2 separate regions of the Homo sapiens genome follow, and region 2 is linked to region 1. Evidence: chromatin contacts called from ENCODE Hi-C data. All regions are on one chromosome and are shown on one strand. The core of a region is the stretch at or near the end of the contact, and the rest is flanking DNA. Distances in the headings are between cores, read along the strand shown.

Region 1 (6,106 bases), core at 954-3,453:
CCACCATTCAGTCCTACCCTGGGGAGGCTCTCAGACCTGTCTCCATGTCAGTGGCACCACCTCCATCCCCAGCCTCGAACCCAGCGTTAGCAAAGAAGGAACCGCCTATCCACTTTCTTGATATACATACCTTCCCAAAGAATCCAGAATAGACTATGCATGTCAATAGCATGAAAATTAAAACCTTACTTTCAATAAAGAGCTCCTCCCTCTCCCAAAAGACTATCACTTCAGATTAGAAAATAACTTATGCAAAAACCTTATCAATAACAATGCTTGCTCCAAAGACCTTATTCAGTATGCAGTTCACTGAAACTTTCCACAAAACTAATACGTCCATTTGCTAATCATGAAAAATAATCTTCATATTTTCTTAATTAATAATCTCACCAGCAACTGCTTAATCACCTAATACTATTTGAGACTAATGTTATCAGATAGATAGCAACATGAAAATACAATGAACCAATGCTCCCCAAAAGAAAACCATAGGTTACCATTTCTACACTATTTACCCATAAGTCCAGTACTGTACACCCTAACTGTAAATGTACACCAACTCCCTTTTCAAAACACAAATTTTAACATCGGCGTTTTCCTTCAGGAGCCCATTTCACAATCTTAAGAAAAAGCTTCCATGAAGACAGGCTGGGCACGGTGGCTAAGGCCGCTAATCCCAGCACTTTGGGAGGCTGAGGCGGGAGGATCGCTTGAGCCCCAGAGTTCGAGACCAGCCTGGTTAACAGGATCTCTTTTACAAAGAGATCCCATCTCTTAAAAAAAAAAAAAAAAAAGGCTTCCATGAAGATGAATTAAGCAAACAAAAGCTGATACTGCTTCTGCATGCTAACCATGTAATTTAACGGACACAAGAAATGTTAAAATATCATTTGAATCAACTATCGATTCACAAGAAAAAATATAGCAGGTTCTTAAAAGTCAAAAGCCTCAGCCGACAGCCCTGTGGAATTTTCAACAGATCTCCCCACTCCCCACCCCCACCCCGCTTCCAGCCGAAAAGCCGATCCAGGCAAGAGGAAGACACCCAGCCTTTGTGCTATTTCCTGTCCTCTCCCCCACCTTCGGGCCTTCGGAATATCGCAAACCGGGCCCCGAAACTCGGCGCGGCGGCGGCCGCCCCACAAAGGCAGCGGTGGGAGCGCCATCTTGGCGCGGCCACCGGGCCCATTCATTCGCGGGGCCGGGCCGGGGTCCGCGCAACCCTCGAGTCGACACGCGCGGGGCGCCAGCGCCGGACAGACCCGGGCCTCGGCAGGAGAAGGGCGAGGCCACAGCGCGACTGCCTCAGCGGCTCGACACAGCGAAAAGGGCCGAAACCGTTATTTTCCCATTTCCCGACGCCGCGCCCGGCTTCCGCTTTAAATCCCTACTCCGACCGCGGCGCGCGGCCCGGCTTCCCCATTTCATTGTTCCCCTTCCCCACGCTCGCGCCCCGCGGCCGCCCGGCCCTCAAAGTCACCCCGATAGGCGGCCCGCGCGGGGGCTCCGGCCGCCGACACCGCCCCGCCTGCAGGCCCGCCCGGCCTTTGTTCTCGCGCCGCGGGCCCGAGAGCCACGTCCGGCTCCCCACGCAGGGCCCGGCCCCGCCCGACCCGCGCCCCCGGGGCCCCGGCCGCCGCCACGGGAAGCGCCCGCGGCGCACACAACCCCGCACCCCGGTGCCGAAACTCGGCCCCCAGCCTTGGGCCTGGGACCCCGGCTCCTCTCCCTAGACCCCGCCCTCGACCCCGACCCTGCACCCCGAACCTCGGACCCCAGCCCCCGGCCCCCCCTTCGGACGCCGCCCGCCGCACCCGGGCGGGGCAGGAAGACGCGGCCCCGACCGGCGGGTGGGGTGGGGGCGGGGCGGGCGCCCCCAGGGCGGGCGGGTGGACGAACAGGACCCGGGTCCGGGGCTGGGGGCTGCCGCGCTCACCTCAGCGCCCTCGTCGCGGCCTGACGCGCCCACACCGCCGCCTCGGCCGCCGCTCGGCAGGTCGTCGCGCTCGGGCCGCGCTGCGCGCTCCGCGGGCGCTGCGGGCAGGTGCGCGCCGGCGAGGCTCGGTCCAGTCCCGCCGCGGCGGCTGCTCCACTCCCGGCCCCGCTCCCCACTCGCCGCCCGCTCCCGCTCCCGCCGCCGCCGCCGCCGCCTCCGTCCGCCCCTCAGACGCCTCCAGCCATCGGGATGGGCGCGGCGGGCCCCTGCCCGCAGCCTCGGAAAACCCCACGCGCTCGCGTCACCACGCACGCCGCGCGTCGCGCGCGCTCGCCAGGCCCGACGGGCACGCGCACGCCTGTGCGCGTCCAAACCGCATCGGGCCCCGAGCGCGTGTCCGAGCGGCTTAAAGGGGCCGTGCTGCTGCCTTCGGGTACCGCTGCCCCGGGAGACCCCCGGCGGCCCGGCCCTGCGGGGACCGGGCGGGATGGGGACCGGGGCAGTGGACCCTCGGAGTTGGGATGGGGCGGGGGGAACGCGGGCGTGGAGCCCTCCGGGGACAGGGTAAGGTTGGGTAACCGTGGGCGGGGGCTCCTCCAGGGGCGGGGGTGGGGTAACGGCGGGCGGGGGGCACTCAAGCGACAGGGCAGGGGCGGGAAGGCCGCGGGCGGGGGCGGTCCCTCCGGGGACGGGGCGGGTGGGGGCACCGCGGGCGAGATCGCTTCCTGCAGAGGAGGCAACAGGCCCCGCTAGCAGGTCAGGGTCCCGGGCAGGCGCAGGTGCCCCCCGGCCTCTCAAGCAGGGACTGCGGCGAGCTCAGACGCGGCTGACGGGCAGAGACTCGCGCTTGGGCTCAGTGCGTGTGAAGTGGGCCTCGGGCTGCGGAGGAGGGCAGCACCCCGTGGCTCCTCGCGCTGCTGCGAGCAGGGCCGCCTGGCAGGGGCGGGGGCCGGTGGGCGGGAGTGTCGGGGTAAGGCCGCGGACTCCTCCCATGCCGCTGAGCAGTGGACAGCGGGGACTGGAGACCTCCAGGTGAGGAAGGGGAACGAAGTCAAGAAGGCCACATGTCCTGGCTTCCAGGCTTGGTGTCCTCAGAAGCCTCCAGAACGTCCATGGAACCCGCCCCTGCGCCCACCGCCTCCTGCTGTCTTTCCAGCTGAGTTCCGGCTGCCCCTCACCCTCGGCTTCTTCACTCTGCCTCTCCCCAGCCAGCGCCCTGCTCCCCGGTCCTCAACCACCACCTTCCACCTGCCTGGGCCTTCATCGCCTCCGAGCTCCCCTTCCACACCAAACCTGGCGTCCGTTTTCCTCCAGGCCTGCACCAGCACAGCTGAAGGGGAGAGAGACCCAACCTCATCCACTGGGCCTCCCCTCAACCAGGGCCACAACCTCAAGGGGCCATGCCACCTCCAACACCTATTTCCCACCTTCTACTCTCTCCACACCCTGGGACACCACCCGCCTCTCTCAGCTGACGTTTTCCTTCTTGTTTTGTGTGCATGGTGCTTGTGTGAGAAAGTGGACACACAGTAAGTGCGGCTTCCAGATGCGTCCGCCACCTGCCCTCCGTGCCACGCGCTTCCCCCTACCTAGGGGAGCCTCCACCAGACAGGGAACCCACGCCTTGCCACCCTTCTCTCTCCCTCCCACTTCACCTGTCCGCATCATTTCTGGAGCCCTTTCTTTCTGGCACGAGATGCTCCAGGGCCCTGTTGTATTCTCCCTGCCCCAGCCTGAACCCAGCTATTTCTGCTGCAGCCTGGTTCATTGTGGGAGAATGTCATGCAGAGCCCGGGATCTGGCTCCGGATGTGCTCATTGCTACTGGGGTGTCATTGCAGCTGGCGGAGCAAGGGAACACATCTATGTACATGCCCACACGCATATGTATACACACAGTTTCATGGGCGTGTTTGTCTGTTTTTCTTGGGCACCACGTGTTTACTCTGATGCCAGGCCAACACTACAGGGCTCAACCTGTTCGGAATGAGGGGCCTCCTGCTTTGGGAGTGAGGAACCTGGCTCTGATTATCTCCTGTGTAACCAGTCTCTCATCCTTGCTTCCACCCCACCATATGCTACCCGCTCCTCACCCTGCGTGGCCTCTGACCTCCGCTGGACCACCGAGGCCCCGCCCCCACAGGGGCGCCTGCCTGCCTAGCACAGTTGAGCAAGGAGTGAATTCCCAGTGAAATTTTTTTAATTTTTATTTTATTTATTTATTTTGGGTTTTTTTTTCTTTCTTTCTTTCTTTTTGAGATGGGGGTCTCCCTGTGTTGCCCAGGCTGGTCTCAAACTCCTGGGCTCCAGCGATCCTCCCACCTCAGCCTCCCAAAGTGCTGAGATCACAGGCAGGAGCCACTGCGGACACAGCCTGAATTGTCAATCATATCACTCCTGTGCCTGAAACCATTGACAGTTCCCATCACCCGCCCTCTCCCCAGTGTCCAGGCCCCTCCTCCCCTCCCCACTATCAAGACACTGGCTCCTGATGCTCCCCGACACCACCGAATTCCATCCTCCAGGCTTTGGCCCAGTGGCTCCATCTGCCTGGGACGGTCTCCCCATAACCTCGTGTAGTTCAGGCCTTTGCGGGTGTCACGTCCATGGAGATGTCTCCCCAGCCCTAACCATCCCTCCCAGGTGCCTCTCTGCCTGCTCCGGGCCCTCCCCCTGTTGCAGTGTGAGCACTGTGAAGCCCACTCTTAACCGCTGCTCCACCAGCCCAGCGTGGCACCAGGCACACGGGGTCATCGGAGAACAGCTGGTGTGGCTGATAGGCTCTGAGTTCTGAGTGAGGAAGATGCAACCCAGCACAGGGACCAGTGCCCAGAGCAAGGGATCAGGAGGGACAGAACCATCACCTGGGCCAGAACAAGGGCAGGGTGCGAGGAACCTGAGTGGTTGGACTTCAGGAGAGCCGGGTTTCCGCAGGAAGGCTTCTCTGCTCGGACACTCGAGGGGCAGGGTGGAGCATGGGGCACATCCAGGGCTGAGGGACGATGCAGAGTCGGGGGACAGTGTTCTGCACGTTGGCAGGTGAGGGGTCAGAGGTGGCCCTCAGAATCTGGCAGGCCTAATGCCAGCCTTCAATGACCACCTGAATTAAAAGTGGAAATGAGTAGCAGGGAGAGGAGGCTGAGGCAGCAGCAGGGAAGCCCAAAGTGGGCAGTGGCCGTTTGTCACCAGAGACCTTCCAGCAGCTGTGGGATGGGAGAGGCCCCAGAAGGTCCCTGCAAGCCTGGCCCAGGGCCATGGAGGAGCCTCAAGAGGAGTGGGCACCACACTGCGGGCCAGACTGGGCAGTGGCAGGGCTGTACCCCAGGGCTCTCTTGTCCCACAGGCCACCATCAGCCTGGTCAGCCCATCTCAGTACAGCCAGGGCCATGAAGGAAGGCCACACAGGAGGACCCCAGGCCAGTGCCCGCCCTGGCCATATCCAAGGGGCAGGGTGCAGCCCCAGCACCTCCAGCTTATCTGTAGGTCCTCTAGGTAAGGCAGGGCTGTCCCTGGAACTTGCCCCATGGCCCAGGCAGAAATCCTATTTGATGGTTTATGGAGGGCAAAGTTGAGAGGAAGGAGGGAGGGAAGGAGCAGGGGCCCCGGGTGCTTACTCCCAGGTCTTCACTGCAGCCTGGGGCTGCCCTCTGAAGTACACAGTCCCTGGGAGGCAGAGACCTCTGCCCTGAGGACGATGTGAATCCAAAGGTGCTTCTCACCTCCAGCCAGGGCCCATCCCTGGAGATAAGAGACACTCAGAGCCCTTGGTGGCCCAGGGGGGTCTAGAGCCGGCCTCAGACCTGCCCTCCCTGCCCCGCCTCCATTCCCTTCAGCCCAGGCCTCTTGTATCTTTTGGCCCTCACCTACCACCCCGCCCTCTCCCTGGCAGAGCAAACGCTTCCCAGTAACACTCCCTTCTCTGCAAGGATCTCAGAGATCAGCCTGTGTCCCTGAGTCCAGAGCCACACCCGGTCAGCTCTGGGTCCCTGAGTCCAGAGCCATACCCGGTCAGCTGTGCCCAACCCCGGGCAAGACTGAGCTGGGCCCTGGGGTGGAGGCGGCTGCACCGATACTGGCTCCACACCAGGCCTTCTCTAAAACCCCACGGGAGCGGGAGATACAATTCAGATGCCCCACCCCCACCTGCTTCTCAGCAGGAAATGGTCTAATG
Region 2 (6,106 bases), core at 991-3,490, 1.8 Mb after region 1:
AGGGTTGGCGTGTGAGCCTGAGGCCCTGCAAAGTGCCTGGCCAGCCTCAGCTCGGAGCCATGGCACAGCACCCCCTCTCCGCCACGGCCCCGACAGCTGGGCGTGCGTTCTGCTGTGGGCAGCTGCCCTGAGCAACGTAGGGTGCTAAGCAGCATCCCTGTCTTGCACACTAGATTCCACAGCACCCTCTGACCCCGTGGAAAATGTCCCCACATGGGAATATCCTCTGGGGGTGGAACTGCCCCTGGTGAGAACCCCTAGGCTGAGACCTCAGAAGGCCCTGAGTCAAACCGAGAAGTCATCAGAGAGCCTTGTTTTCAGCTCCAGGGAGCTTGGGCAGGCTGGTTTTCTGGGCCACACAGTCCCCTCCCCAGCCCACCTGTGCTCCGTGGGTCCCGGGGAAGCTGTGGGGGCCTAATTGCTGGTGTGAGTTCCTTTCCTGTTCTGAGTCACACGTGTGTGGGGGCTCTCCCTGTGGTGCAGCTGGTACAGCGGCCCCTGGAGTTGAGGATCCAAGCAGGCTGAGGTCTGGGTTTGCCGGAGGGCCCTCGGTGGCTGGTCTTTGTCCTGCTCCCACTGCTGTGGGCACTGTAGGACTTGGAACGCTGGTCACCTTTCCAGCCTGGCAAAGGGAGGGGACTTGTCTGAGGCCTCATGGAAGTTGGGGCAGGGTCGAGGTGCCCTGCTTCCTGGGTGTGCCAGCAGCCTACAGCCTGGCTACAGCGTAACCAGGAACACCCAGCACAACTGTCCTTTGCAACTCTGTGCCCTGACTTGATGGTGCCAGGGCTGGGGGGGTGCCGGCCAGCAGCTCCCCAATGACCACCCCCAAATGCTGTGGCCACACAAAGCCTTCCACTGCAAGACCTGTGGTAATACACACTGGACGCCCCTGTTACAACTGAGAACTCATTTATTTCATTTCCTTCCTTCCCTTTTTTTTTTTTTTTTTTTTAGAGTTGTGGTCTAGCTCTGTTGCCCAGACTGGAGTGCAGTGGTGCAATCATGGCTCACTGCAGCCTCGAGCCCCTGGGCTCAAGTGATTCTCCCACCTCAGCACCCTGCGTGGTTTGGACTGCAGGCACATGCCATCACGCCCTCATGCCCAGCTAATATTTTTTTAAGTTTTTGGAGAGCTGAGGTCTCCCTGTGTTGCCCAGGCTGGTCTCAAGCCCTTGGGCTCAAGTAATCCTCCCTCCTTGGCCTCCTAAAGTGTTGGGATTACAGTTATGAACCACTGCACCCAGCCCATCCCTCCTAGACTAAATCTTCTTAGAAAAACCTACACTTCCAATAATGTATTTGCATTTTATGATGTTGATAAAACTTCCTAAAGATGTCTTATGAAATTGGTCTCCTTTCCCCATTGATACACATGATTTTTAAAACTATTGGCAACGTTTCAAAAGCAATTTCTGTTTTGTCCCAGAACCGTGATCCCCTTGTGAACGAATTTTCAAATTAAAAGGCAAATGGTTGGGAAAATTGGATTTAATTGAAAGGCCATTTTATTAGAATTGACTTATTTTTCTCGCCACTGGGATCCTTGCCTGAAAGGCGGCTGTGGGCAGAGGGCACATACTCCCCCTGCCCCAGCGCAGCGTCCCTGCACCCCCAACAGAGCTTCCTGTTCCTCATGCCCAGTACTCCCAGATGCCTGCGGAGCCAGTCATCAGCTCAGGTGTGTGAGGCCGGTTGGGGGAGCCCCTGCCTGGCGCCTGTGCCTGTGAGCAGTGTTCCTGTGGGGCCCTGGGACCAATGCTACCAGCGTTGGCGTTTTCCCAGGAAGTTGGGAATCAGGCATCTCGTGGCTTCCGGTTCAAGTTCCTCCGTGTGCTTTAAGTCTGGGCAGGTTTCCGGGTCCTGGTTTTGGCTAATGAGGAACCCGATTCCCATGGGGGAGGCCGGTGGCTGCAGCAGGGCCCCGAGCAGTGGCAAGGCTGGCCCTCATGACAGTGTCCTCCTCAGGGGGCCTGTCCCAGGCTCTTCATGACTCCCCTGGAGGCTTGTTAAAGGGGCAGATTCCTGGGCCCTGCCCCAGCCCCACTGTGGGGAGGGGTGTCCTGGAAGATGCATCTGCCCAGGGCTTCCGGCTGGTCCACACGCCTGCACCTGGAGGCCCACTGCCCACATCTCAGGCAAACAGGCCTGGGGATGTTTGGGGACCCAACTCCTGGCGTGGAGGAAGCCCCTTTCCCACCCCACATGCTCCTGGTGGTGGCCTGTCCTGTGAGCCTGGAGGGCCGGACGGGTGGGATCGGGGACCCACGACCACGCTCGCTGGCCTCTGTCCTGTGCCCAGGCAGGGATGAGAGGCCAAGCTGGTGTCCTGCAGTGCACAGTGGGTGCCGGTCAGGGGATGTGGAAGCTGGGTCTCCGGCAGGCAGAGGCGCGCTGACAAGAAGGGTCGCTGTTCCTCATTCAGGGTTCAGTGGGAAGAGAGGGTGTCGCTTCAGGGGGAGTTCACAGGATGCCGACTTGAAAATACAGCCAACGCCCATGTCCCAGGCATAAGATCACAAATCATGTTTTGCCGACCAGTTCCTGTGAGCCCTGAGCCCTGCGCGGAGGGATGCCCCGTGCACACCTGTTCACGGAACCCCTGGACCTCCAGTAGGGGTGCGGCGGGATGCCGTCGGCTCCCACGCTGTCTGTCTCCCTGTCCCTCTCTCTTTCCCTCTGTTTCTCTGTCTGTCTCTGTCTGTCTCTGTCTCCCTGTCTCTCTCCATCTCTCTCTGTCTCTCTCCCTGTCTCTCTGTCTCTGTCTCTCTCCATCTCTCTGTCTCTCTTTGTCCTTGTCTCTCCCTGTCTCTGTCTCTCTCACTCTCTGTCTCTCTTTGTCCTTGTCTCTCTGTTTTGTCTCTCTTTGTCCCTGTCTCTCTGTCTCTGTCTCTCTCTCTCTTTGTCCTTGTATCTCTCTGTCTCTCTTTGTCCCTGTCTCTCTCTGCCTTTGTCTCTCTCCGTCTCTCTTTGTCCCTGTCTCTCTCTGCCTTTGTCTCTCTCCGTCTCTCTTTGTCCTTGTCTCTCTGTTTTGTCTCTCTTTGTCCCTGTCTCTCTGTCTCTGTCTCTGTCTCTCTTTGTCCTTGTATCTCTCTGTCTCTCTTTGTCCCTGTCTCTCTCTGCCTTTGTCTCTCTCCGTCTCTCTGTCTCTCTTCCTGTCTCTCTCTATCTCTTTCCCTGTCTCTTTCTGTCTCTCTTTGTCTCTCTCTTTGTCCCTGTCTCTCTGTCTCTCTTCCTGTCTTTCTCTTTCTTTGTCCTTGTCTCTCTCTCTCTGTCTCTCTCTTCCTGTCTCTATCCCTGTCTCTATGTCTCTGTCTCTCTTTGTCCTTGTTTCTCTCTGTCTCTCTGTCTCTGTCTCTCTCTGTCTTTGTCCCACCTTAGCCTTGGGAGGGGACAGCTCACAGGCTGACAGATGAGGTCATGTGTCCTGAGCATGAGGTTTTCAGGTCTCACCCACGCTGTAGCATGTCAGAGCTTCGTTCCTTTTCATGGCCGCGTAATGTTCCATTGCTTGCTGGCACCACATCTCCTGTGCCCGGCCCTCTGCTGATGGGCGTCTGGGCTATGTGCACCGTTCAGCTACCAGGAATGGTGCTGCTGTGAAGGGAGCTGGGATTTTGTCATCCACCTGCTGTGGATGGCAAGTCCATTTCCATCTCTGGACTCAGGTGGCCCATCTACAAAATGAAGGGGATGCGACCCAGAGGCCTCTGGCGGCAAAACCTTCCCAGGCTTGTCCTCTTGGATCTAAGGGAATTTCTTTCCTCCGAGTCCAGCCCCTCCAGTGCTCCTGCCCTTCAGGAAACATGCCTGGGACCCCTCACTTGTGCCCACCCAGCCTTGGCCCACATACCTGCACCAAGAGGCTACCCTACTCATACTGCTCAGCCCAAAGGGACCCACCGTGGGGTATGGGCAAGGGCGGGTTCTGCTCTCCCCCGGGGCCCTGTGCCAGCCTCAGCTGGACCTGCGGTTCTGCTTCCTGTCACACTCTCCCATTTTAAATTAACGGAATGGTGCGGTCCCCATGCACACCCTCAGCTCCACTGGGGTTTTAGCCCAGCCCAGGATCGGAGGCCTGCAAGGGCACACCCACCTGGCCACGTGATGGTGAAGTGGGGTGGGGCAGGGCAACCAAATTAACTTCTAATTCTAAGAGCCCCTGGAGCATTCATCACCAGCACTTACAGCCGTGTGACCTCACACAAGTCACTTAACCCCTCTGAGCCTTGGGGCTCCTGAAAAGTGGATGGAGCGGTCACGCCCACCTGGGAGAGGTGGCTTGGGCCAGCACCCTCTAAGCTGCTTGTCCCAGGCCATCATGGCTCACGGACCGCCCCTCAGCCTGGCCTGTGCCACTTCTCCAGGGCCCGGCACGTGGCAGCCACAGGCTTCTATCAGCTCCCGCCTGCCTGGGGAAGGACAAAAACGACAGGTTCCAGGCCATGGCCTGCACCCCCGCTGGCCGTGGGCAGGTCCAGGCCTGCCTGCCTGAGCATTGCAGGGCGGTGGCCAAGCCTGTCCCATAGCACCTCACCGAGGACCTGGGAGGCTGGCCCAGGGGAGAGGTCACCTCAGCCGGGGCTGGGGGCTGTGGGCAGGGTGGGCTCGGGTTTCCCTGTCCCCTCCCCCAGCTGTGCTCTGCCTGGACACTGCCACCTCCTCATGGGTGTCCAGGGCCACTGGGAGCTGGGCCCAGGGGTTCTCAGGGGAGCAATGGTGGAGACAAAGACCAGCGGACGGGCGCTGGGGTCAGAGCTCTCCAATCCCTGGGTGTCTCCTTCTCAAGGCGTGACCACCCAGGCAGTGGCCGGCTGCAGGACAGGGCAGCTTCAAGTTCCCAGCCTTGCCAGGCTTCCCTGTGGCCCTGGGGTGCAGGAAGGAGCCCCAGCTCAGAAGGCGAGGGGGCGTCTGTGTCCTGCAGCAGTGGGCACAGCTAGGCTCTAGCCGGGGGCTTGGCTGCAGCCTCCAGCGCAGCCCTCACACACGCTGTTCCCAAGATGGGGTGACCGGGACCGGAGCCACCTCCAGGTCCCGGGCATCAGGGAGACCCCAAACCTGGCTGCATCCCCCAGGCCAAACCCAGACACAGGGGATCGTAACAGACCACAGGCCTCACACACTTGTTCCGGCCCAAGCATCCCCCAGGCCAAACCTAGACACAGTGGATCATAACAGACCACAGGCCTCACACGCTTGTCCCGGCCCAAGCATCTCAAAGAGTCTGCTCTCCTGAAGGCCCTCAAGGCAGCCCCAGGAGCGGGTGTTGCTGTCACCCCCTCTTCCAAGGCGACGGCTCTGAGAAGCTCCTGCCTGCCCAGGGCACCCCCACGGATGGGTCTGATCCAGGCCCGCCACCTCCAAGGCAGAGCTGCCCACCTGGCCTTCGGTTTCCAGCCGCGGGGAACAGGGTGGACGAAATGACAGTGGAGAGGGCACAGGGAGGGCAAGGCGGGGGCACCTGCTCCAGGGATGCCCCAGGCAGGCCCACTTGCCTGCCGCCCCCACCGAGGCTGTCACAGGAGGACAGAGCACGAGTTCCCAGGGTGCTCAGGTGTCATTCCTTCCTTCCTGCAGAGCGAGCTGCCCTCGGAGGCCGGCGTGGGGAAGATGGCCCAGTCCACCGCCACCTCCCCTGATGGGGGCACCACGTTTGAGCACCTCTGGAGCTCTCTGTGAGTGCGCTTGGCTGGCCAGAGCTGGGGGCCCCCCTGGGAGGCACTCTGGGCTAGCCTCAGCCACCTTCGCTGGGCTAACTGGGCCAGAGCAGGAGGGGTGGCCCCGGGAGGACTCTGGGCTAGCCCCAGCCACCCTCACTGAGACTTTGGGCTAAACTTGGCAACCCTCACTGGGATTCTGGGCTAGCCTCGACCACCCTTGCTGCACTAACTGGACCAGAGCAGGAGAGGTGGCTCCACACTAGTCTTGGGCTAGCCTTAGCCACCCTCATCAGCTTGGGGACAGGGCGGGTCGGAGGGGCAGGGAAGAGGGACTGCTGCCCTAGGCCTTCCCTGGGGATGCAGGACCAAAATTCAGACTCTTTTCTCTGGCCAGCTCTGGAGAGGGCCCATGGCCAGCAGAGGCCCAGAATAACAGAGCCCATGAC

What was found. Hi-C counts contacts between places; a loop is a spot of excess contacts on that map. Pooled maps may share reads with other maps.
Region 2: a loop to region 1 is called in a pooled map, with 2.9 times the contacts of the local background. The contact joins the enhancer-like site here to the promoter of GNB1 in region 1. A Hi-C loop is called at or near these places in 2 of 37 single-sample maps with no recorded cell type and 2 of 50 pooled maps.

What each region holds. Positions count from the first base shown.
Region 1 is chr1:1,888,884-1,894,989 of GRCh38, forward strand. It overlaps GNB1 (G protein subunit beta 1), which reads right to left and starts at 2,204. Exons shown (of 12, transcript NM_002074.5): 1 at 1,937-2,204. GNB1-DT (GNB1 divergent transcript) reads left to right here and starts at 2,297. Exons shown (of 2, transcript NR_168264.1): 1 at 2,297-2,500; 2 at 3,017-3,843. RefSeq lists an enhancer at 1-216 and silencers at 1,519-1,708, 2,269-2,458, 2,579-2,678, 2,739-2,988.
Region 2 is chr1:3,676,756-3,682,861 of GRCh38, forward strand. TP73 (tumor protein p73) reads left to right here. Exons shown (of 14, transcript NM_005427.4): 2 at 5,578-5,675. The coding sequence starts at 5,611. Among named protein-coding and RNA genes, the nearest start is that of TP73-AS3, 11 kb to the left of the region's middle. RefSeq lists a silencer at 3,477-3,644 and an enhancer at 3,934-4,669. Within about 2 kb of position 2,241, at least 2 of the 41 ENCODE cell types and tissues checked have a DNase peak (open chromatin) inside an H3K27ac peak, as active enhancers do.